Regions from separate parts of the Homo sapiens genome. Here all the other regions are linked to region 3. The links are chromatin loops, found by intact Hi-C in ENCODE. Cell type or tissue: ascending aorta. All regions are shown on one strand.

Region 1 (8,000 bases), 160 kb before region 3:
GCTTCATGGAACCGGGAGCCAGGAGCAGGCACCAGCCCTGCCCTCCCAGACACATCTGCAGCCGCCCAGGTGGGGCTGTGGACCCGGGCCTCTCTGCACTCTTGGGGGCCCTGGAAGGCCCCCGCCTTGCCCTTGCAGGCTCGGAGGTGCCTACCTCCACTGTCTGGCCTCTCCCCGCTCCAGGCACCTGCTATGATCTCCGAATGGGGTTGGGGCCAAGCCGGGGAGCTGTCACAGCCCAGCCAGGTATGTGAGGGTCCTGCCACCTCAGCTCCCTCCAGACTCTGTGTGCTGACAAGCATGGGATGTGGAACCTAGGGGGACACTGAGAGCAGCTTGATGCTGGCCTGCAGGTACCCCATGGATGAGCAGCCTGGGTACCACAGACCATGGCAGGAAGCAGACAGGCTCCGGGGTGGAAGGGGGTAGGTCCCTGGTGAGACCCCACCTTCAGGCCAGGGAGGGCATGAAGGCTGGGAGCCAGGCCACCAGTCCCACAGACCACACTGCAGGCTTATGGTGACTTTTCTGGGCCTGCCCATGACCACCCATGGACCAACTGGCACACACTTCCTCCACTCTGAGGCCCATAAAAGCCCCGGGCTCAGCTAGAGCAGGGCAGGGGATGGGGAGAAGATGAGATGACCAGATGCAGAGAGGAGCTACTCTCTCTGCTAAGAGCTGCAGAGACAATGGGACAAGCTGCCTACAGAGAGAAGCCACCCACTCTAGGGCCTCCTCTGTGCCGACAGCTGCAGACTACAGGAGCTACCCTCTCTGCTGACAGCTGAACACTTGTTGGGATGACCAGCTGCAGAGAGGAGCTACCCTCTCTGCTAGGAGCTGAACACTCATCGGGACACCCTGGCTATGGAGAGGAGCTGCCCACTGTGGGTCTTCTCTGAGCTGTTCTATTACTCAATAAAGCTCCTCTTTGCCTTGCTCACCCTCCACTTGTCTGCGTACCTCAGTCTTCCTGGTCACAAGACAAGAACTCAGGACCCACTAAATGGCAAGGCTAAAAGAGCTGTAACACACACAGGGCTGAAACATGCTCCTCACTCATCAAATTGCAGGTGAAGAGGGGAGAACAGCTGTGGTCCTTCAAGGAGCCCTGACCTGGGAGCTCCCCAAGCCAGGGCTGTGACTCCTTCTTTGGGGCCCCATGGTTCCTGGCATCTCCAAGCTTCTGGGAGCCATTGCATTCCTTGGTGCCAGCTGGGGAAGCTGTCTGCAGTGCACCTGGTCCAGCCGCAGCCTCACAGAGAGCCAGTGCCCATGCTGGCACCTAGAGCTGACAGCCCCACAGCAGCAGCCAGCATGTCTGACTGTGCAGTAGCCCAACCCCGCACTCACTCACACACGTCTTGCCAGTCCACGCCTGACTCAGTCTCCCTTGGAGGTGTGGGATCCAGGCCGGTACCATGAGCTAAGTGCAGCCTGCCAGGCCAAGTGGGAGGAACAAGCCCAGCAGGCCCAAACAAAAGTTGGACAAAGACACCACTGGCCACAGCTTTCCAACCAGAAAAATGACACCCCAAAGATCCTGTAACACTATTTCCAGAAAGTGGCAGAGAAATGTGCTAGGGCTTAACCATTGGCTCTGATAGCCCTCATCCCAGGATCCCTAAGGAGGGTTTTGGGAATTTGTGAACGTTTCAGTTGTCACAATCACTGGGGGATGCTACTGGCACTGAGTGGGTGGAAACCAGGAACACTAGAGGTCCTAAGACACCCAGGACAGTCTGCACGGCCAAAGACTTCTGCATTCCTCACAACTTCCTCAAGTCCTGCTGAATATTCACGTGGGTAAAAAACCTGTTTATAATTGTCTGAGCGTAAAACCTCACTCAAGTTATTACATAGGCACAACGTATGTGTTACAAAGTATGTGTTAAACAGGAAGACTACCATTTTATTCCAAATTTAACCAAATTTGACCATTTCAAGAAACAATGACACCAACAGCACACCACCAGTGCTTGCTGAGTCTCCACTGCCATCCACGTGCCACAGTCTGCATCTGCAGCTGCCACAGCAGGGATGCTCCCAAAGTGTGGCCTCTGAGCAGTTCCTCCACACCCTAGGCAGCAGGGTCTCCACATCTGAATACTGAGATGCAAGTTCTCCTGGCAAACAACTTGCTTTTCATTTCCTTTTTCACTGTCATAAAAAGGGTATATGGATTTTTTTAAATAACATGTGTAATTAGGATATGTTATTCACAAATTTCATTTTAGGATTGTAAAGGTGGCAAATACACATGAAATAGCCAGATGGATTCCTGGAATAGTGGAAGCTTAGTGAAAATGCTATTTTTTTTTTTTTTTTTTTTTTGAGATGGAGTCTCGCTCTGTTGCCAGGCTGGAGTGCAGTGGCGCGATCTCGGCTCACTGCAAGCTCTACCTCCCAGGTTCACGCCATTCTCCTGCCTCAGCCTCCCAAGTAGGTGGAACTACAGGCATCCACCACCACGCCCAGCTAATTTTTTGTATTTTTAGTAGAGATGGGGTTTCACCATGTTAGCCAGGATGGTCTCCATCTCCTGACCTCATGATCCACCCGCTCGGCCTCCCAAAGTGCTGGATTACAGGCGTGAGCCACCGCGTCCAGCCAAAAATGCTATTTTTTTTTAAAAAAAAAGAAGCATTATAAATATGATGTGTCTTTCTCAATTCAGCATGATGTAAGTCAAGTTAGGTAGTTCCCATGCCTCAGGAAATCCTGGCTTAATCTCAGCTCTGTCAGCAGTTTGGACTGTGTGTGTGTGTGAGGGGAGGAAAAGGCATCTATTGATTAAGGTGCTTCTGTATTCTCCATTGAGTTCTTCTTGAGTTCAAGGTTAATTTTTTAAATCACTGTAATCTTTGAATGTTCTTTAAAAGAACATTAAAGCAGAGAGAAATGGCATTATAATATTCACAATACAAAAAATTAAGACTTGTAAAGAAGAGTGAAGAAAGTTGGGGAAAATATGCTTCATGATTCTTAAAGGTCGATTCCTCATGGAATATATTTTAAACATACACACATACATATATAGTTGTTTAAACCCAATAAATAAACATTTCAGCTAAAAGTATTATAACACTAAATTATATCTTTAAGCATTTTTACCAATTTTACTTCCTTACTTTATCAATCATGTTTCACATCTCTAATTTCTTTATCATTATAACAAATTTCAATTTTTATATCAAGATACCAATATAAATAAAAGACAATTAAGGTTAAAAAGTGCTACACGCACACACTTTTTGGTTATTTTATTTCCTAAACATGGAAGAGGGGAAAACACAAACAATTTCTTCCACACGTGTCACACACAGTAAACATTCTTTCAAATCACGTCAGTTTCCTTGACAAAAATTAATACCTTAATAAAGATCCATTGTTTAAAACTCTTGGTTACCACTTGGCTAGCCATGCATAAAACAGGACAATTAGTACAGTCAACTGAACATTATCAAGACTTTCAGACACAGTGACACTGTTCCAGCCAAGCACAGTAGTGATGTTCCGTGAATGCTGCTCTGTCAGCCACAATTACCCCTTAAACAGCCTTTGGAATTATCAGCCTGTACTTTGCTAAAAAGAAAAAGAAAACATTATTTTAAATAATATCAATAAAAATCTTTGTTTCCTTTCTGAGGTAATTATACACACATGAAGTTAGCAAGGGTAAAATCATAGTAATTTTAAAACACATGCTTAAAAGCTTGCATCTTTTCTCCAGTAAAAGCTTTAACCAGACTTAGTATAAAGAAAAAACGGATTTGAATTTCACTGTCTTTTCCTTTTTCTTCTTCTGTAGAAGCGATAGTACTTAATGATTCTGTTCAAAAATTCTGAAGCAAAAAGACCTAGACAAATAGGAAATTAGACGTTACATTTTTGAAGAAGTGTTTTATTTTCCATTATTCCTTAAGGCTATCAGGCCAAAAAAAAAAAAATCTATTCCAAGAACTCTGTGATTCAAATATAAAAAGTATGAGAACCAAAACTGAGATGCTATGCCTTGGTCTGCTGAGAACTGTGATAATTTTCTTGAACTTTGCTGCATATATATTCTAAAGTAAAGCAAATACTTTGACATTTTATTCTTTTTATCCTAATGTAAGTGGAAAGCTACAAAGCAACTTCCTTTTCAGGGGATAAAGTAAGTTTTTAAAAGCCTTCTTTGGAAATAATTAAGTCCATAAAAATTACATGTTGATTTCTTAGGTATTATGTGTCCTTCTTTTTTTCTAAAGAATGAAGGTATAAAATAAGACAATGTAAACCATGGCAACAAGGTTGGGTATGGCAGCTCATGCCTATAACCCCAGCTCTTTGGGAGGCCAAACCAGAAGGCTGGCTTGATACCAGGAGTTTGAAACCACCCTGGGCAACATAAGAAAGACCTTGTCTCTACCAAAAAAAAAAAAAAAGTTAATAAAAATAAATATATAAATAATAAATCATGCTGACAGTTTAAATTTCAACAGTGAAGTTAAACATCTATCTATTAATTTCATTTGCAACTGTGGAGAGTATATGCCAAAATAAATATATACATATATAAGTAAATAATCATAACATCCCAAGATGACAATTGGGGACTGATTTCAGCCAAAACACAAATAATGTCTAAGTTTTTATTTTATTAAGCAAAACATAAGTTTGTGCCCAAAAACTTACAAACATTAGTAACAGTTCAAAACAGTCAATCTTCTACTTTAGCATTCTAAGATTGTGTAAAAAACTAGATAAATTATTACAATGGTTTATATTAAATGGTCTCCCTGAAGTACAAAGCAACTGCAAAACTATAATTATCAAGGACTAAAACACGCAGATGCTATATACTTGAGCCACCTGGTGGTTTATTTCCCTCACTGCACTGATAAACACCTAGTGCTATGCACACAACCTTAATTAGACTCTACAAGTTTTACTTTTGGTGCCAAGACCAGAAAGAGTTTACTTTTACCAAAATGTAGTAATAGTGTGGGTCACAAGGCACAAGTCTACTTGGAAGCACTTAAAAAGTTCACTGTTGCTAAGTACAGAAGGCACTCCTGAAATCTACCATAGCAGGTCTCTAGAACTGTTTTCTTATGTTTTTTTCTACAGTGTTTGATGCCTACAGTAAACATAGAATCCAAAACAAATTCAAATAAACTGCAGATCATGCCTCAGGTTTGCTTGTGGTTTCTTTACCTCTTGCCTAGTTCTGGACAGTTCAGGACAGACCACATTAACTTTTAAAGGTTGCTGTCTTAACTGTCAAGCAAGGTAGTAATAGGTGCTCAGAGATGTTGGTTAAAAAACACAGGAAAAAAAGTTAAACAAAAGTACACTCTGTTACCAAGAGGAAAGCTGCAGAACACCAATCTTTGTGACTCTGACTTCAAATTAGGGACTCTTGGGGTGATCAAGATTTTTATCAAAGCAGAATGTGTCCAAAGCATACCTTTATCTTCAAGCTTACTAGCCTAACAGCTGGAGTGCATTAGACAGGAGCCATGACAATTCTAATGATAATGGTGGTGATGACTTGATTCTAAACGGATACTTGTCAAAAAGCCAGTGAAAATTTAAGCCTTTTAACTAGTAAAAGGGTTGCAAGTTAAACCTCTGTGTCCAGCAGCAGTCCCACACCCTTCCTAGGAGAAGCAACTTCCTCAATTTAAGTTTCAATAATGTCTTATGTGAAGAACGAATAAAGTCAGTATTAAATAATGTCATTAGCAAACTGACACATCCATTATGATAACTGTTCCCATTACTGGCTTTAGTAGGAGGTGATGCCAGAGGCTCTCCCGCACCATAAGGCAAAGCGCTTCATGTCCCTGACTCATCCAAGCGACTCAAGGCCGCCCAGCTCTCCAAGTGGAAACACTGAGTGGGAAGGAGGCTCTCAAAGGATGCCTCTATTCCTCCTCCCGCCCAGGTTCTTGGTGGAGGGTAGATGCTATTAAAAGACTAGTTTCCTGAGGAAGGTAGATAGTTTCAGGGAAAGACCATTTGGCTGGAAGGAGGAGGCTTTGTTGCCAGCTGTTTCTCCAGCTCCACTGCCTGTGTGGTCCCAAGTAAGTTGCTAAACCTGACCACGTCAAGGGCCAGGTCTATAAAAATGATGACATTTCCCGTAAAAGGGCCTGCCTGGCCCTGCACCATTTGCCTTCACAAGGGAGCACTGCACTAGAGAAGCTCTGGCTTTGCTGTGAACAAATCAAAAAGTGACACATGGGCTTGGCATTTTCCTCCATGCAAATCAAAGTATCCCATTTCCCTGAAACACTTTAACAGGATAATATGGCTTTAATTTTCCACACTTCCTAATTCTGGGTGCTAACAGGACACAGCCGCCTTGTGAGAGAAACAATGGCACAAGTAGGGATGGCAAAGGAAGACACCCCTCTCATGGAAGCCACGTTCTCACAGAGGAGCCCATTCTGCAGGGCTAAAAGGCAGATTTTACTTTCTGTCATTCATTTCCTCAAGCTGTTATTGAGAAACAACACAGGTACCAGTGGAGGATGCGTGCATTAGAGTCAGAAAGCCAGGTCTCCCCAAATCCCATCTCTATCATTTACCATCGGGGAGACACTGTACAAAGTAACTTCTCTGATCATTCCTATCCCCATCTATAAAATGGAAATGATGCACATCGTGCCACAGGCTTACTGTGAACGAATGATGGGAAAGTGTGTGAAATTTACTAAAATAAGCAGCCACTGGAAGGGAGCCTGAGACCAGGACCAGCCAATGAGAAAAGTAACGAAGAATGCAGAACTTGCAGCAGGAGCTAAAGGGTAATTTCCTGGCCATGATGACAAATCTGGCTATGTATACACAGATGCATATGCCTGTACACATTATACAGATACATGTAATTCCTGAAGAAGGGGCTGCCTGTCAACAGGCATATCCTCACTTCCTGCCTCAAAATAGGAAAAAAATATTTGTTAGGAAATGAAATACATCCAAAATATTTGAGAAAGGGTTTGAGGAACATCCCATAAACCAATGTACCTTGTGTCCCCTTCAATTCTGTTTTTCTTTTCTAAAATGTCAAAGTATGCTAAGACTCTTCAATGACCAAAAGGTCCAAGTTTATATGAGTTTTTAATCATGTTCCAGAGATCACTGGATAAGAAACAAATAAACAAAAAAAAAAAAACAAGAGAATTAAGCAATAAAGAAAAGTAATGCTGCAGAGAAGAAATGAATAAGAAAAATTTCATTTTACTGCTACGAGGTATTTTACAAAATCAGAAAATTATGTTTGCCTGTGCGAAACTGGAAAATATTAGAACTGCTGAAACTTCTATACCACATCAGACTTCTCAACAAGTTCAAGAAAAACTAAGCATTTTGAAATGCATGGTGTCTGGAATAGAAAGGGTAGCAATTGTGGATCCTAAACCAGAAGAATTATACTAGTCTATCTACAGAGGTGTCTCTAGCCTAGCTCTAAGACCACAATTGGTTAGAATGAGAACAGGTAGAAAACAGACCATTCATAAAGTCAATAATTCAGGCTTGGTAATGGCTTACAGCTTTGCTTATGATGTCCTTATATCAAGTGTTTGCCATTGCTAACCTAAAGAGAACATACAACTATCTTTATACATAAAGCTGAATCTCTAATCATCTACCCATTTTCCTATCCTAAAATATTTCAAAATGTAATTCCCTAATTCATATTAAAAACTTCATATTCAACATTATTCATTTCTTATTGGACATAATGGTATAAATATTTAGACTAATTTACCTTTTGTTTTTAACTTCATGTCCACAATACATGGTGGTGTTTACTCATTAATCAAGATTTTCCTAAACTCCATTTAATGAAAATATTTAGTTTTATGGATGGCAACAAAGTATTATACTCAAATATCTCTGTTGGACCTTAACAGGAACCCAAAATAAATTAATTCTCTGACACAACAACTCACAGGCAGCCAGAAATCTTTATAAAATACAAATCAAATGTCATTCCATTGGCT
Region 2 (8,000 bases), 450 kb before region 3:
AAGGTGACTTCAGAACGTGGGGAAAGCATGTAAGAAAGTATAGACGACTGACAAATCCGGGGAATCTGACAGCGGGGAAGGGGGCTCGGTGCTGGGAGGAGAGGGGGTGTCAGGTGAGGGCCATGTGAGGCAGGACCCATGTGAGGCGGGAGCAGAGTCAGATCATGAAGGTGTTGGTGTGCTGCAGGGGTTGTATCAAAGTTAGATTTCATCGTGAAGAAATCTGAACAAAGGAATACATGGGCAGGATTACCTTCTGGATGGTGGTGTAGACTCTGTCCCATCAAAGTGTGATTGACAAACACAAGTGCCATCAAGCGTCTACACTGCAGACAGACTGACTGGGAGTCTTTTTCCGGTTAAGATAACAAGGTTACAAATCACAGGTGATATAATAGGGATGAACAGGGAGACAGGGATTTGACTGATGTCTCTGGGAAGGACAGGGCTCACTGTTGGTGTTGTAGGGAAGACGAGGGCAGGACTCTAGGCTGATTTCCCAGTTTTGGGGCAAAGACAACAATGTACATGGAGCTCATATCAACAAAGGTGGGAGATTCGGGAGGAGCAGCAGGTGAACAAAGAGGTCTGGACAAGGGAGGCGAAGGCTGCTTAGCTGGTTAGGGCTGCTGTACCTGCTGCACCACAGACTGGAAATCCAAGATCAAGACGCCACAGGTTTGGTTTCTCCTGAAGCCTCATCTTGGCTGCCTGATGGCTGCCTTTTCCCTGTGTCCTCACATGGCCTTTCCTCAGTGTGCACGTACTCCTGGGGTCTCTTCCTCTTCTCATGAGGACACCAGTCCTATTGGATAGGTCCCTACCCTAATGGTCATTTTAAATTAATCACCTGTTTAAATAACTTATCTCCAAATACGGTCACATTCTGAGGTACTGGGGGTTAGCATTTCAACATCTGAATTTTGGTTGGGGTTAGGTGGCAAAATTCAGCCCATAGCAGAGGCTGAGGATGGCATCCTGGAAAGGGAGCTTAATGTGGGGTTGAGAGCATGGTTAAATTGCGTGGAGTCCAGGTTCTGTCTCCTCTAGCTTTGGGACCTGGACAAATTGTATATCTTGCCAATATTTAAGGGACAATCTGAAGAAACAAAGTTTGTAATAAAGACTGAAAATGAGTGGCCAAGAATGTTCTTTACCTCAAACATTTATCAGTTCTCTGAGTTGGGAGCATCTCATTTCTCTTTTAGCTACTTTGAAATACACGATAAATTATTCTTAACAATAGTTATTCTACTGTGCAATCAAACACTAGAACTTATTTCTTCTAGCTACCTCTATGTACGTACTCATTAACCAACCTCTTTTCATCCCTCGACATGACCTGTCCAATGCTGAATGATCCCTAGACAGCCTTTCATGCAAAAGAAGCTCCTGATAACTGAGGTTATCTAATGAGTCCCACAGGCTGGATCTACTCCACGGCCACCCTTGCCATCCTGGACACCTATCCTGGCCACCCTTGCCATCCTGGACACCTACCCTGGCCTCCCTTGCCATCCTGGACACCTACCCTGGCCTCCCTTGCCATCCTGGACACCTACCCTGGCCTCCCTTGCCATCCTGGACACCTACCCTGGCCTCCCTTGCCATCCTGGACACCTATCCTGGCCTCCCTTGCCATCCTGGACACCTACCCTGGCCTCCCTTGCCATCCTGGACACCTACCCTGGCCTCCCTTACCCTCTTCTGCTCAGGGTTCTCCACTGGGTGGCAAATCCCACCCCGGAAGAGACCCTGGAGGCCTTTCCCCTGGCTTCAGGCCATCATAAAACTTACTAAATTTTGCTAAAGAAAATCACCTTCTAAATAAAATTATTTGGCAATTTAAAAATCAGAATTGCAAGATACCTTAGAAACTGCCTAGTTGAGTCTCTTTAAGATGAGGAAACTCATGCTTGCAGGTATAGACAGCTCTGGTGCCAGTATGTTTCATACAAGTGATGTGATTACAGTCAGCCCATTCGCTTCCTAGGGTCCAACCTCCTTTTCTATAATATGGGCAAAATAATAGTTTCCACCCTCCTTGTTTGGAGGGCATTTACCAGTTCCTAAGTCTGTAGGGGCGCAGCAGTGAAAAATTGCACACCAGTCAAGCCCTCCTGACCTCACAGTCTAGCATGGAAGAAAGACTTTGAACAACTAACCACAAGTGTCCTGTCAGTTACAAAATAAAAAACAGGATCCAATGCAAGCTTGGGAATGAGATGCCAATGTAATATGGGGGATCAGAACAACTTCCTGCGGGGAGATGACACTCTAAAGGAAGGTGCTGTGAGAATCAAATCCCAGCGTGTATTGATCTAAGAGATATTCCTTCCCACCTATGCTGGGCCAGAAAGTGTGCCAGTGGCTGGGGATTTCCAATGAACAGGACTGACGGGGCTCCTGCCCTAACGGAACTTACAGCCAACAATAAAGAACATCATGGATTACACAAATAATGAATTAATTACAACGGCGATAAATGTCATAAAAGGAAATGAAATAATGTACATAACAGTGCTTCATGAGCTTTCGCCTGCCTTATAAATGCTCCTCTGTGCTAAGAATAATAGAAGTGGCAATGGGAGAATAAAGTTAGAAAGAAAGCTTCCTTTCTTCCTGCTTTCCTCTCTCCCTCTTCCTCCTTTTCTCCATCCATCCTGCCCGTCTGTCTGGGGAGCTGGTAAGATATCTCTTGTGAACACACCAGGCACATGGTAAATAATTAGATAGTCATTTATGGTGTTATTTTTCTTCTCCAATCTTACTTAGAATGTCAGATTTAAATGTTATCAGTGTTTGTTTTGATTTGTGTTTTTTTTTTTTCCTGCATGCTTTGATCCATCAGAATGCACTGGCATAATTAGTAATATCTAACTTTATTACTAGGAGAAAATGTAAGACCGTGGTCCCCACGCGTCCTGGCTAAGGGGACTAAAGTGAGTAGCAGTTACAATGCTTGATATGGCAAAGTGGAATAAAGGTGACCCATGGAACTTTTTAAGGAGTAGACTCCGTTCAAGAGAGAAGACCTTCGTCAAGAAAGCCTGGTGCTATAGCTGCAATGAACCAAGAGAGAAAGCCGGTGGGCCATTCCAGGAGATTATGGAAGAAAGTAGTAGTTTTAATAAGTTCACTATAAAAAATATTACATTTCAAAGCCAAAAAACAATCTCCTAAGGCTTCAGTGGAAACTTAGCTCACACTGTTTTGTAAACATGACCTAATCTTTATGAAACGCTGCATCATTTGGAATTTGGCAGTGAAGGAGTAGAGCAAAGAGAACACAGTCGCCACTCTAAGGCCCCGTGGAGACCTGCAACAGGGCACCCTGTCGTTAGCTGCTGAAGAAAGTCCACACATCTGCCTACACACTAAAGAGAACACAGTCGCCACTCTAAGGCCACGTGGAGACCTGCGACAGGGCACCCTGTCGTTAGCTGCTGAAGAAAGTCCACACATCTGCCTACACACTAAAGAGAACACAGTCGCCACTCTAAGGCCACGTGGAGACCTTCCACAGGGCACCGTGTTGTTAGCTGCTGAAAAGTCCACACATCTGCCTACACACTCTGAGTCAACGTTCAAGGCTTAAGTCACTCTATTTTCTACATGAACTGTCCCTTCCCTAGAAAGTCAAGCTTGGAGGAGCAGGGAGCCTTATCTGGGTCAGAGGCATCGCTCTGGAGCCTTCTTCATTGGACGGGGAGAAACTAGGGTTGTGGGGTGACCTCCATGGAGTTCCAACATAGAGGTAGGTGTGGATGGCCACGCAGGTAGAGGCAGCTCCTGAGCAGATGCTGCTAAAATTTCACAATCTGAGGCGTTATCATGCAGAGTCTACAGTGAACACCGTCAACAATGCGTGCAGGAAAAAATTTTAAAATGTCTGATATGCTAGCACATAACACACAAGCACCAATGAAATCCATCTTTTTATAACCACTTCAACTTTAAGACCTAAGCCTTTATTACGATTAAAAATGTGTTGATAAAGAGCCCCTGCTGTTAAGTCTGATGTCAAATTTCATAAATCATGAAGTTTTTAAGATAACTTCTACTGAAGTATAATATACAAATTAAAAAGTACACATATCACAAGCACATGGCTTGATGTATTTTCAGAAACTAGTCATGAAGTTTTATGGCCAACTTCTACTAATCTTTCAAATAATGTGACAAGAAGAGACAGTTTGGCATAGTGAAAAGGAAAAACCAGTAGCCAGAGAAGCTGCTGGGTCATTTTACTTCATTCTGGCTCTCCGACACTGGATAAATCAGTGACTTATTTCAGTCTTCATTTCCACATCTAATCAGAGTAGACAATTTCTAAGTGTACCTTCTAGTCTAAAATGTTATACTTTGAAAATGTATGTTCCCTTAACTGCAAAAAAGCACTCTCGATGATATCACTCACAGTGTTTCAGACGACTCAGTTATGCCAACATGTCGCGCTAACTCACTACCACGCAAGGGAGAAAGTAGTTATGCTGCAACTTTTTCCTTCCCAGGCCACTTCCTAATACATTTACTAGCAAGAAAGGCATGTCTTCAGCAACCATCCACGTCAGAGAACGGCGAAGCGCTGGTAGCAGAGCGTAAGCAGCCCTTGGGTGCCTGCACCTGCTTTCCAGTGAGCCTTTTAGATGTGGCTCCCTGGTTCCGTGGCTCCCGGCTCTCAGCTCCTGGGGGCAAGCATGCCTGGAGTCGCCACATGGTGCCCAATATTCCGGGCTACAGAGATGGCCTGTGCTAATTACGATACGTTTCTCTCCACGACCGTGGAACATAATTCTGATGTTGACTATGGCAAGCTCTTAAAGTCAGCCTTTTCTGAATTTTAACAACGTGTTACTACTTGGGCTTGGTAACGAGATGTTCTTGCTCACATTGATCAAAACTACATTAGGTCTGTTAAGTCAGCTTTTCATCCCATTGTAACAAAAAAAACATAGAAAAGAAAAAATATATAATGAAAAAGATTCTATTAGGAGGTCAGGCCACCTATTTTAAGGAATTGCAGTAACTCCTTCAGATCAGTTGAAGACCCCATATTATGGTTTCCACAAAATAAAAGGGATCCAAATACAAAGAGTTAACACATTTTCCAAAAATTCTTATATGCTAGGAGAATTTTGTTGCTCTTTCCCACAAGGCTTTTTTTTTGAAGCTCAGAGAACTCTACTGTGGCCTTTGATATGTCATGGCAATGACTCACCAAACTGTCCCTAACTAGTCTGAAAAGACACAGGCCAGCCTTTGCTCATTCAGTGTATACTGAGCTCATCCTATGTGCTTGTTACTAAGTTAGACGCTGAAGAAACAAAATGAAACATGCATTCTTGCCCTTAACAAACCAGTCATCCATCTGAATAGGGAAACACATAAACAATAAGTAATCAGTTACTGCTATGGAGACCACACACACAGAGGGGAGACAGGGAAAAGGGCTACTGTGGGTGCTCAGATGACTTCTGCGCAATGGTAAAGGATACAGCTTTATTTAAACACGAAAATACTTCAAAATTAAAATACAAAAGAACAACCTAATGGATGCGAAAATCTGGGGTGAAATATCACATACGCTGTGCCATTTACCAAATGCCAACTGGCTCAAAGTTCTAGAAGTGTGTAATTAATTCTGCACATTGAGAATTAAGTATGCAAGAGTATTTAAAATCGGCAATGGGGCAAGCTTATTTATCTAAATTTCCTTGCTCTTAAAATCTAGTCCTCATTCTGGAGACACATTGTCCTAGGCCATTCATTCTCACTTGATGTTATTAAAACTAAAATATAGAATAAAAGGCAATGGTAAATACAAAAGTTATTTATGGACTAAGTAATAAAGCATGACACAGAAACCCTTCTAAAAACATAAATTATCTGAACTAATGGAAATGTAAATTTGTAGTAAATTATTTTTTCTAGATTACTGACTAAAATAAGTAAAGGGTCCTAGAGGAAAGGCCTTAAAAAACAAAGTATCATGCTGCTAGATCCTTAATAACCCAAAATGATCTACCAGTCCTCAGTAATCTCAATAGAAATGTGTAGCACATCTGGAAAATAGGTGAAATTCCTGTTTCTGGGATATCGCACAGCTATGTTAAAATTCATTTAAATTGATACTTCAACCACAAGATAAGGTGAATATAGGATAAAAAAATAGTAAGACGCTATATATGACGACTCACAATGTCACTATTAAAAGGCCAGTGGACTTCTAAAAATTCCTTACAAGTAAATATGATTGTACATTTAAATATCTGGGTCAAATAACAGGTAAAAACACTCTGATCACTCAAATTAAACCATAATATTTTTCTTAAATCTGTTCAGCACATAAACTATTGTTTATTAACAAAATTTTCAGGTCTAGAATTTAAACATCAATATAACATTGTGAGGAAGTAACATCTTCTGGGGAAAGTTGAATTTTCCATGGATAAAAGCTTAATGTTAATATAAAGATAGGCTGTATAATAGCAAGCCCTCCTAGTCACAAAAAGCCTATTTATATCTATCAAAAGATTCCAATTATTTGCATCAAATGTGTCTATTATAAATTGCACAGCAATCAGGAGATTCACTTTGTTTTATTTACAAAGTTTCTACATAGCTGATTTACAGATATTCAGGGAAGGAAAGTATACACATTACCACAAAAAAAGATTGTGGATTTATTAGTCTTTGATGATGTCTTCTTTTCCCAACTTCAGAATCAAATTTCTACAAATAGTGGTAAAATTTAACTTTAAAGTCATATAATATGATCACGATATAGGGTTTTGAATTATACACTTTCTTGTTTCCTACTTCAAATGCAGTACTTTGCACATACGGAGAATTAATGTTGCACATTGCTTTTCATATGAATTTCTTCAATCGGAATTTAATTAGGCACCCTTTTGTTGAGTACATGGAATTGTGTGGAACTAAAGGAAGACCTGGATAAGTCCTAATCCAAAAGCTATTCTCGTCTAATTCAACTTTCTGTGAATAAAAATATCTCAAAAGCATTTCATCTACACAGCTTCTCTGCTCTAAACAATTTACAGGTTCAGCAGGAACCAGGCATAAATCTCACTGCATTTTTTTAAAACAATGAAACCTCTTTACTTGGTTCATTTTCTTTTGTCTCCTCAATTAAAGCACACCTTCTGATATATTACATGTTCCTTCCCTTTAAATACTGTACACACACAGTCTGACATAGATTTTTCTTCTTGCCTTGCTGGAAAGCTTGTCCTGTTTTCTCCAAACTAGATAAAGTTCACTCAGATGTGCTTACGGGCGCCTCCCTCCCCTCAGTGCCCTCCCAACCCTGGATGCCTTTCTGTCCTCCTCCATATTCTTGGGTGGGCAGGAACCTGGGGAGATGCAGCCACCAGGCAGCTTGCTACTCTCCTGAAGCACATCTGGGCTTTATATTAGGCCTTTAATTAATCCTCAGTGAAAGCCAAGCTATGACATTTTGACTGGGCAGGCTCCAGTTCTGGACAGGTCTTGATTTATTGCGACTGAGTCCCAACCAACTTTGATTTATTTCAGCTTAGGGGAGGAAGGCAAGCTTGGAACAGAAAAGCGCTGTTGAATGTTGAGCACGTGATGTCAGGACAGGCCCTCCAGACTTCCAGGGGCACGGGACAAGCGGTTCAGAAGAGAATGGCTTCTGAGAAAGCCATTTTAAAACCCTAAGATTTAAATAACACGAAATTGTACCAGACAAAATAAATGTAATCACAGAGGAGAGAAAATGGCTCCTGAAACAGTTGGCTGATTGTGGCAGGGTAGGAAGCCCCAGCCTTATCTCTGGGAAAAGGAGGAAACCCTGGGGGCCTTACTGTTAATCAGGACTCTCATTTGCATTCGGGGGCTGCTCTGTGTGGCCGTCTGTCCTTCCTGAGAGCAAAGGCCAGGAGGACTGCCCCCTCCTCGGCAACACCAACAACTGATAGTCCATTAAATGAGAGCAGATTTCCTTTTTGCAGGCA
Region 3 (8,000 bases):
ATCCCAGCACTTTGGGAGGCCAAGGTGGGAGGACCACTTGAGCCCAGGAGTTTGAGACTAGCCTGGGCAACATGGCAAGACACTGTCTCTACAAAATTTTTAAAAAATTACCTGGGCATGGTGGCATACACCTGTAGTCCAAGCAACTTTGGAGGCTGAGGTGGGAGGATTGCTTGATCCTGAGAGATTGAGGCTGCAGTGAGCTGTGATCACACCACTGCACCGCAGCCTGGGCTGGGCTTTTGAGACAGAGCAAGACCCTGTCTCAAAAGAAAAAAAAAAGAAGTGAGAACATGAAGTATTTGGTTTTCTGTTTCTGTGTCAATTCGCTTAGGATAATGGCCTCCAGCTGCATCCATGTTGCTTCAGGGGACGTGTTCATTCTTTTTTGTGACTTTGTAGTACTCCGTGGTGTATAAGTTTGATATTTTTTCGTTCTTATTTATTTATTTATTTATTTGAGAGGAGTCTCGCCCTGTCGCCCAGGCTGGAGTGCAGTGGTGTGATCTCGGCTTCACTGCAGGCTCCACTTCCCAGGTTCATGCCATTCTCTTGCCTCAGCCTCCCGAGTAGCTAGGATTACAGGCGCCCGCCACCACGCCCGGCTAATTTTTTTGTGTTTTTTAAAAGAGACGGGGTTTCACCCTGTTAGCCAGGATGGTCTCGATCTCCTGACCTCGTGATCCACCCGCCTCGGCCTCCCAAAGTGCTGGGATTACAGGCGTGAGCCACCGCGCCCGGCTGACATTTTCTTTATCCAATCTACTATTGATAGTCACCTGGGTTGTTTCTATGTCTTTGCTGTTGAGAACAGTGCTGTGATAAACATACAAGGGCAGGTGTCTTTTGTGATTTATTTTCCTTTGGGTGTATACCCAGTCATGGGGTTGCTGGGTTGAATGGTAATTCTATTTTTGCTTCTTTGAGAAATCTCCAAACTGTTTTCCACAGGGGCTGAACTAATTTGCATTCCCACCAGCAGTGTATAAGCATGCCCTTTTCTCTGCAGCCTCACCGGCATCTGTTATTTTTTTGACGTTTTAACCATAGCCATTCTGACTGGTGTGAGATGGTGTCTCATTGTGGTTTTGACCTGCATTTCTCTGGTGATCAGTGATGCTGAGCATTTCTTCACGTGTTTGTTGGCCGTATGTATGGAGACTGACGTTTATGTTGGATGACAATTATGGGGAAAAAACTCACCAGGACTACGTAATATAATCTTCCTTCTGTGTAGAAAGAGGCATTTCCTATGTCCCCAGACCATCACACTGACTCTACAAGATTGGGTTCTCTTGTCGTTATGGTGCTACAGGGCAGGATGTCCAACTCTGACACTCAAGGGAGATCAGGTGCGTTATAGGTAGTGTGGTTTAGTAGAGTGAAAACTATCCAAGTCACCTGGAATCCAGACATGAAGCCATCTTGATAGAGGGCCCAAGGGTAATCCACTTCAGTAGCCAGGAACCTGTTGAGCAAATGCCAGCTTGTGATAAAAATTTATTGTATGGATCACAGTGTCCCATAAAGTAGAGACTCTAAATGTTAAAAACAACATTGGCTGCTTGACTTGATTAGAACGCAGCAGTTTGAGATGTTTAAATGTGAAGGGCGAGAGGCTTGGCTTCCTATGTTTAAGGAGTTGATCTCGTGATGTTTGGAGAGCCCAGCTTTGAGATGCCTGGTCTCTCCTGATGCTTCCCTTTGATTCCACAAAAGGGAGGGCCCGGTGGCTGCTGAATGGTACAGTCTGAGGCGATGACAGAGGCTGCAGGTCTCTGCCAGCATTGGAGACCCTCAGACACAGTGTGGCTGGTGACCACTGGAGGAGGCAGGGTTCAGGTTCCTGGGCATCTGCAGGCCAGCTCTCAAACCCCCACCCACCTCCCACTTCCCCCCGAACCCCCGGCTCTCCACAGCTTGCACCTATCCTATCTGGAGTAGTAGTGAGAGTTGTATCCCTTAATTCCCATTTTTATTGGGTTTCTGGACAATGCTGGAAAGCATTCAAAATAGCTCATATTTTACTCTTACCTTGTGAGTCTAAGTAAAGACCCATTCATTTCAAGAAAAATAACTTGCTTTTGGTTCTGTCCCTGGAGCTAGAAAGTTTGCTGTTAAGTAGATTGATTACGCATCAGCCTGGAATAGCTAGTTCCTTGCTGTGTGGCCTTGGGCAAGCCACTCAAGTGCTCTGGGCTGTCATTTACTCACCTGTGAACTAAGAGGGCTGAACTGGATGATATTGAAGGTCCCTATTAGCTCTAAGTCAGGGCCCAGCATGCAGGCATATCAAGTTTCTTTTCTTCATTTTCAAAAAGTAAGCTTCTGAGAATATTTTTGACCATATTGCAAAGTCAAATAATTATTGAGTGAGTCTGTTATTTCATGCCATTCCTTTTCTACTAGCTAATCTAGTTTGCAAAATACCCTATGCTGCTGGTGAAAGGAAAAAAAAAAACAAAGTGTGAACCCAAAACTCATGATTCATTCTAAGTTAGTTCAACAGATTAGTTCCTCATTCTCTCAGATCTCCAGGGAAGAGACATCAACACCAGCCCATCGCTGATACCCTTTGTCCTGGCCTCCGGAGCGCTCCCTGCACAGTCCCAAGTCTGCAAGAAGGGGGATCTTTTCTTGAAAACCTACAGTGCTAATAATTGTCAAAAATATATAAATTCTAAATTTAAAATTTAAGGTATTGGTGCCTATGAAATGTCCCCAACACAAAGAAATGATAAATGTTTGAGATGATGGAAATGCTGATTACCCTGATCTGATCACTCACTTTATATGTATTGAAACATCATTATGAACTCCATGAATATGTATAATTGTTATTAGTCAGTTAAAACAAATAAAACTAAAAATGTTTAACGATAAGAAGAAAAAAATGTTGTGTTGTCAACACTAAGTTTTAAAACACGCTATAAGGTGGTTACTGAAAATTGCCTGCTGTGCTTGGTATGTTGTGCACAGCATTATGGTTATTTATTTGGGGGTGTTTCTGGTTGTCTTCTCTTGCCCCTGTCGCCACACACAGCCCATTGTGCAGCATTATGAGTGTCTCTTGGGCCAAATTTTCTGATCTCAGGTCCAGGATTTTTATTTCTTAGTGATAATAGTATGCATTTTTAAAAAGTATAAATGATTAGTATCAAATTCTAATATGTAGCTTTAAATTGGAAAATTTTTAACTAGAAAAATTTTAACATCATATACAGGCTAGAGTCTTTTTTTCTGCCAGTCTTTGTGGATTTTACTGGAAAAATATACATACATCCCATGATAGAATTTATTCTCTAGAAGATGATTGGCAAACTTTGGCCTGCAAGGCCAAATCTGTCCTTCCTCTGCATCTGGTACTACTCTTGAGTTAAGAATGGCTTTTACGTTTTTAAGTGGTTATGTAGGTGCCCACGTAATAGTCTCGACTTTACCTCTTGGTCCCCAAAGCCTGAAATATTTATGATCTGATCTTTTAAGAAAAATTTGCCAACTCTATTCTACAGAAAAGGAATGAACAACTAACTCAGCAATGCATATGGAGAGGAGAGGAGCATGTAAGTAAACCTGAGAACTTTGGTAATAAAGAAAGAGAAAATTTTATTCAGATTATACAGAAGTATTTACATTTATAAATGCCTCTTTGACAATATGATCGGTTTCAGTTTATCTTGTTGGCATGATTCAAAGCCCTGGTGTCAGAGATTGTTCCATTAAGTAGGCAGATTACACACACACACACAGATAAGGACATATCAAGTAAAAGCACAATTAAAGAGAAGTTCGTGGGAAGATCCTGATTTGCATACCCAGAGTGGGTCTGTATACACATTAATCTGACAGCGGCCTGGACGATTTTAATGTTTCTAACTCCGAATATAAACTTGTGTTTCTCTCATGCAGATGTTGCCCTTTCTTCTGCTTATAGGAAAATTCCCATGTAGTTTCAAAGCCCTGTCATGGGCAAGGTAAACAGTGGTGCTAGCTGTGAACAGATAAAATGTATATCCATCGATTAACTAAGCCTTGGAAATGAAACACGTCCTGTCTCTTGAATGCTGTACACAGAGCCAAGAGAAATAGACGGATCATCAGGCTTTACAAAGGGAGTTCACAGTAGTCGCTGATATGAGGGAATAATATCTTTGAAAGTTTCAAAACACAGATAAGATGAACTCATTTGTATTTCTTGGGAAATACTCTTCTGAAACAATGAGAAGCTCTTGCCAGGTTTAGGCTGTTCTGGTATGCAGTCAACACCGCCACCAGCTGGCCTAATTGAGAAAGACTATTTGTGCCTAAATTTCTCTTACAGAAACTATGTGATAAAAATAAAACACCTGGCAGAAGGACGCAAAGCTCTATCATTTCAAAATTCAGTTTTTTTCCTGTTTTGTGAAATGGCTTTCACAGAAATGTGCCTTTAGGTGTGACTGTTATCTTTTGATAGGAGTGAATACGTATTGGTATCATATGCAGCTACAAACCATTTCCAATATACGTATAAAATAATGGGAATTATGGATCTTTGTGGTGCTAATAATTACGTTTGTAAATACCCTGGTTTCCATTTTTTTGTCTTTCCATTTTCAAAATATGTGTATAGTGGAGACAAAGGAGAAGAGGGTGAACCTTACATTAACCGATTATATCTCATGCTGGCAGGCATTCGTGAAATGTTTGGTGAAAGGGAAGTTTAAAATTACTGATTAAAGTGAGGGTCTGTGTTTACTAAAGCATTGTACTTTAAAGCCATTCTTCATTGATATAGAACATTTCAATGGCGTTCTGTTGATTTAATCGTAAAGGTTCTGATGTTTATATCTGCTTATACTCTTCTACTGCAAACATTCACTTCCCAACAAATTTATTCGAACCACACATTACATTTTGGGAAGTTATGTTAACCAAATATTGTTGCTGCTATCTCTGTAATATGACTGCATTTAACTTTACTTTTGAATTTGTTTTTGAAGAGAGTACTTGCAGACAATGGGAGCTGCCTGGAAGAAATACATATAAGCAACATTTGTGTAATGGGCTAAATCCTTTGAAAAGCAGTGGTGGAGGTGGTAGTGGAGGGGTAGGATTGATTTAGGGAAGTCTACGTGTGTGTTAGCTGAAATATCTAAATCTGAAAGCAATGATAATACCATATGTAAAATTTCCAATGCATGTAACTTGAAGTATAGTATATATGCCCAAAGACATACTTTATTCTTTGACAGATTTCTAAGATTTCTAGTGAAAAATGAAATTAAAAACCCCGAGCAACAACAACAACAGCAACAATCTAAGAGAAATATGACATTAAAAACCCATTGATCGTAGTTTTAGACTTTAAAATGACTTGTAATATTAAAAGCTGGGACAGAGAACAAAAAGTGTGTCTGTATTAACACACAAATCAAATATTTTGGTTAAAACCATATTTTGGTTCCTATTCTTAAGGCAACACAACTTATTTTCAGCAATTCCGTCTTCTTGGACTCTAAGCAAGTTTTAAGACTCTTGGAGAATAGCCCAGGGTTTCTTACTTAGTGGTTAAAGTCTATTTGGAGTGCTTGGCACTTGTAATACTTTAAACATTAGTTTAAACTACTCCTCGCTGAAATGATGCTGTTGGCTTTTTGAACTGGGAGACGCCATAACCACCACCTGATCCAACCCTCTTTTTGGGGGGAAATGGAGGCCCTGTGTAGCCAAGGAAGTCATCTCAGTATCAAAATGTGTTTCTGAGTTAGGACGAGGACGTACGTTAGAGTAAGCAGTGGGTGTACTTCCTAATTGAATGAGTATTCTCATGAAGCACTAACTAAACTTTTTTCTTGACTGTTGTTCACACATTCATTGTTCCACTTTGGGTCTACTATGTCTTAAAACAATCTTTTGGGTCTATACATTTAAAAAATTTATAGTATGTGATGATGCATGTTATATGTATTGATGCATGAGATATGCCAAACAAATCAATAGCATCCATGTGATTTAAAAATTAGCGTCTTCATTAAAAGATGAGTTCACAGTTAGACTTTAGCACTCCACGCAACTACTAGATCTGCTTAAGGACAGTGAGAACATGTGGCTGCTGCTGAGTGAGAAAGAAGAGGGAAACTGTTGACAACTACTTATACTTTCATTACTATCCTTCATAGACATATTGATCCCAAATGATGAACCATTCTATCCAATCATTTGTTTTTTATTCATTCATTCACTTATTAATTCATTCTGTGTTGTCTTTATTAAGGACAGCCTATTATGGCAAAACTTGTGTTAAATCATATGTGGAAAGAGGAAAGTGGAGAAATTAAAGAAAAAGGTGCTCTTGTATTTGTTTCCTAATTCTTCTAGTGGGTATTTTTAATCTTCTTTTTGAGCAGAGCAGCCTGTGAAGTTTCCTGGTCTTTTTCTTCTTTTCAGGGCTGTTCCGCAGGGCTCCTTTTTGCTTAGAGCAACATAATGTTTCATTAATATGGACTCCCAAGACATCTATTGCTCTGGAGCAAATTTAGAAAGAGCTGGCATACTGTATTTTAATATTAAATTAATGTGGATTAGCCTATGTATGGCCAGCTGCACTTTTACATCAACCGTTTAGACATATACAGGAAGTCTTTCTTCCTGTGAAAAAAATGTACTTTAATAATAAAGACTAATTTTGAATGCTTCCAAGTAGCGATCCTGATTTGGTAGATTGCTCATAGACAAGCATTTTTTCCCTTGTTTATCTGGGCTCTTTGCTGTAACTTGCCTGAATTTTTCATTTCGTACTTTGGTGTTCATGAGTGTAAATTTAGTATGAAAAGTTATCAAGGGGATACAATTATATAGCATGAATTTGTTCATAATATCAGTCAGAAAGCCACAAAGCAAACTAAGATATATGCATTTTTTTTTTTAGCTTGAACAGTTTGGAAATTCATTTCACGTAGTGAGAAAGCCAGAGGTAGGAGATCCCAGGTTCCGCAGCTTGACAACTCGTACTTCCTCCATCCTTCATGCATTGTAGAATAGCAGCCTCCAAAGATGTCCGTGCCCACATCCCTGGAAACTGTGAAGATGAAGAATCACAGTTAATTACAGGAAAGAGCCTCATTTTTTTAAAAATTTGAGATGGGGTCTCCCTATATTGACCAGGCTGGTCTTGAACTCCTGGCCTCAAGCGATCCTCCCACCTCGGCCTCCCAAAGTGCTAGGATTGCAGGCGTGAGTAATGGGGCCCGGCTGAGCCTCACTTTTTTTTTTTTTTTTTTTTGAGACAGAGTCTCGCTCTGTCACCCAGGCTGGAGTGCAGTGGTGCGATCTCAGCTCACTGCAAGCTCCATCTCCCGGGTTCACGCCATTCTCCTGCCTCAGCCTCCCGAGTAGCTGGAACTACAGGCGCCCGCCACCACGCCCGGCTAATTTTTTGTATTTTTAATAGAGACGGGGTTTCACCGTGTTAGCCAGGATGGTCTCGATCTCCTGACCTCGTTATCCGCCCACCTCGTCCTCCCAAAGTGCTGGGATTACAGGCTTGAGCCACCGCGCCTGGCTGAGCCTCACTTTTTTATTGTAAACTTTTGTCTGCATTTTTTCCAACAAATGGATTCATTGCTGTGTGTTACTTGTCATGGCCCATTGTAAACAAAATGCTTATATTATGGCATATAAACTGTTACTTGCTACTGCCTACAAATCAGATGAATAAGTAACAGCACATTCACTATGTGGAGGTCAGGAAATGATGGTTTAAGCATTTCACATCCTGACATAATAGTTTATTATGTATATGTGGACATTTCACTGTGTTGTAGTTATATATTAGGAAATTGGTTGGGGTTATGGTTGCCATGCACTGTAATATAACTTTTTTTCAATTTACAAACAATGATAAGAAAATTTTTAGTGGTTTTTCACAGAATATCTGACTTTCAGGAACAGATTAATGATGTTAAGTGGGAAATGTTGGGATCATCCAAATTCACCCCTGATCCCCACCCACCGGCATC

Evidence for each region. A loop is a pair of places that touch in the nucleus more often than their neighbours do. Peaks named below come from ENCODE experiments on the same cell type or tissue, not always from the same donor. Only the 100,000 strongest peaks of a DNase experiment are listed, where the experiment ranks them.
Region 1: it touches region 3 in a loop (2.6-fold over the local background); 47 of 110 quality-filtered maps call a loop at or near these places.
Region 2: a loop joins it to region 3, with 3 times the contacts of the local background. A loop is called at or near these places in 2 of 110 quality-filtered maps.

The regions. Positions count from the first base shown.
Region 1 is chr6:2,191,406-2,199,405 of GRCh38, forward strand. All of the region lies in intron 1 of GMDS (GDP-mannose 4,6-dehydratase), which reads right to left. Among named protein-coding and RNA genes, the nearest start is that of GMDS, 50 kb to the right of the region's middle. In ascending aorta, a CTCF peak has its summit at 4,871 (motif pointing left); DNase peaks (open chromatin) are centred at 4,869, 5,866 and 6,132.
Region 2 is chr6:1,896,478-1,904,477 of GRCh38, forward strand. All of the region lies in intron 7 of GMDS (GDP-mannose 4,6-dehydratase), which reads right to left. Among named protein-coding and RNA genes, the nearest start is that of FOXC1, 290 kb to the left of the region's middle. In ascending aorta, a CTCF peak has its summit at 3,337; DNase peaks (open chromatin) are centred at 3,457, 4,583, 5,249 and 7,534; H3K4me3 peaks cover 1,177 bases; H3K27ac peaks cover 7,141 bases.
Region 3 is chr6:2,349,809-2,357,808 of GRCh38, forward strand. The region is part of intron 4 of GMDS-DT (GMDS divergent transcript); the gene reads left to right. Among named protein-coding and RNA genes, the nearest start is that of GMDS-DT, 110 kb to the left of the region's middle. In ascending aorta, a CTCF peak has its summit at 4,270 (motif pointing left); DNase peaks (open chromatin) are centred at 2,232, 2,576 and 4,263; H3K4me3 peaks cover 2,236 bases; H3K27ac peaks cover 6,096 bases.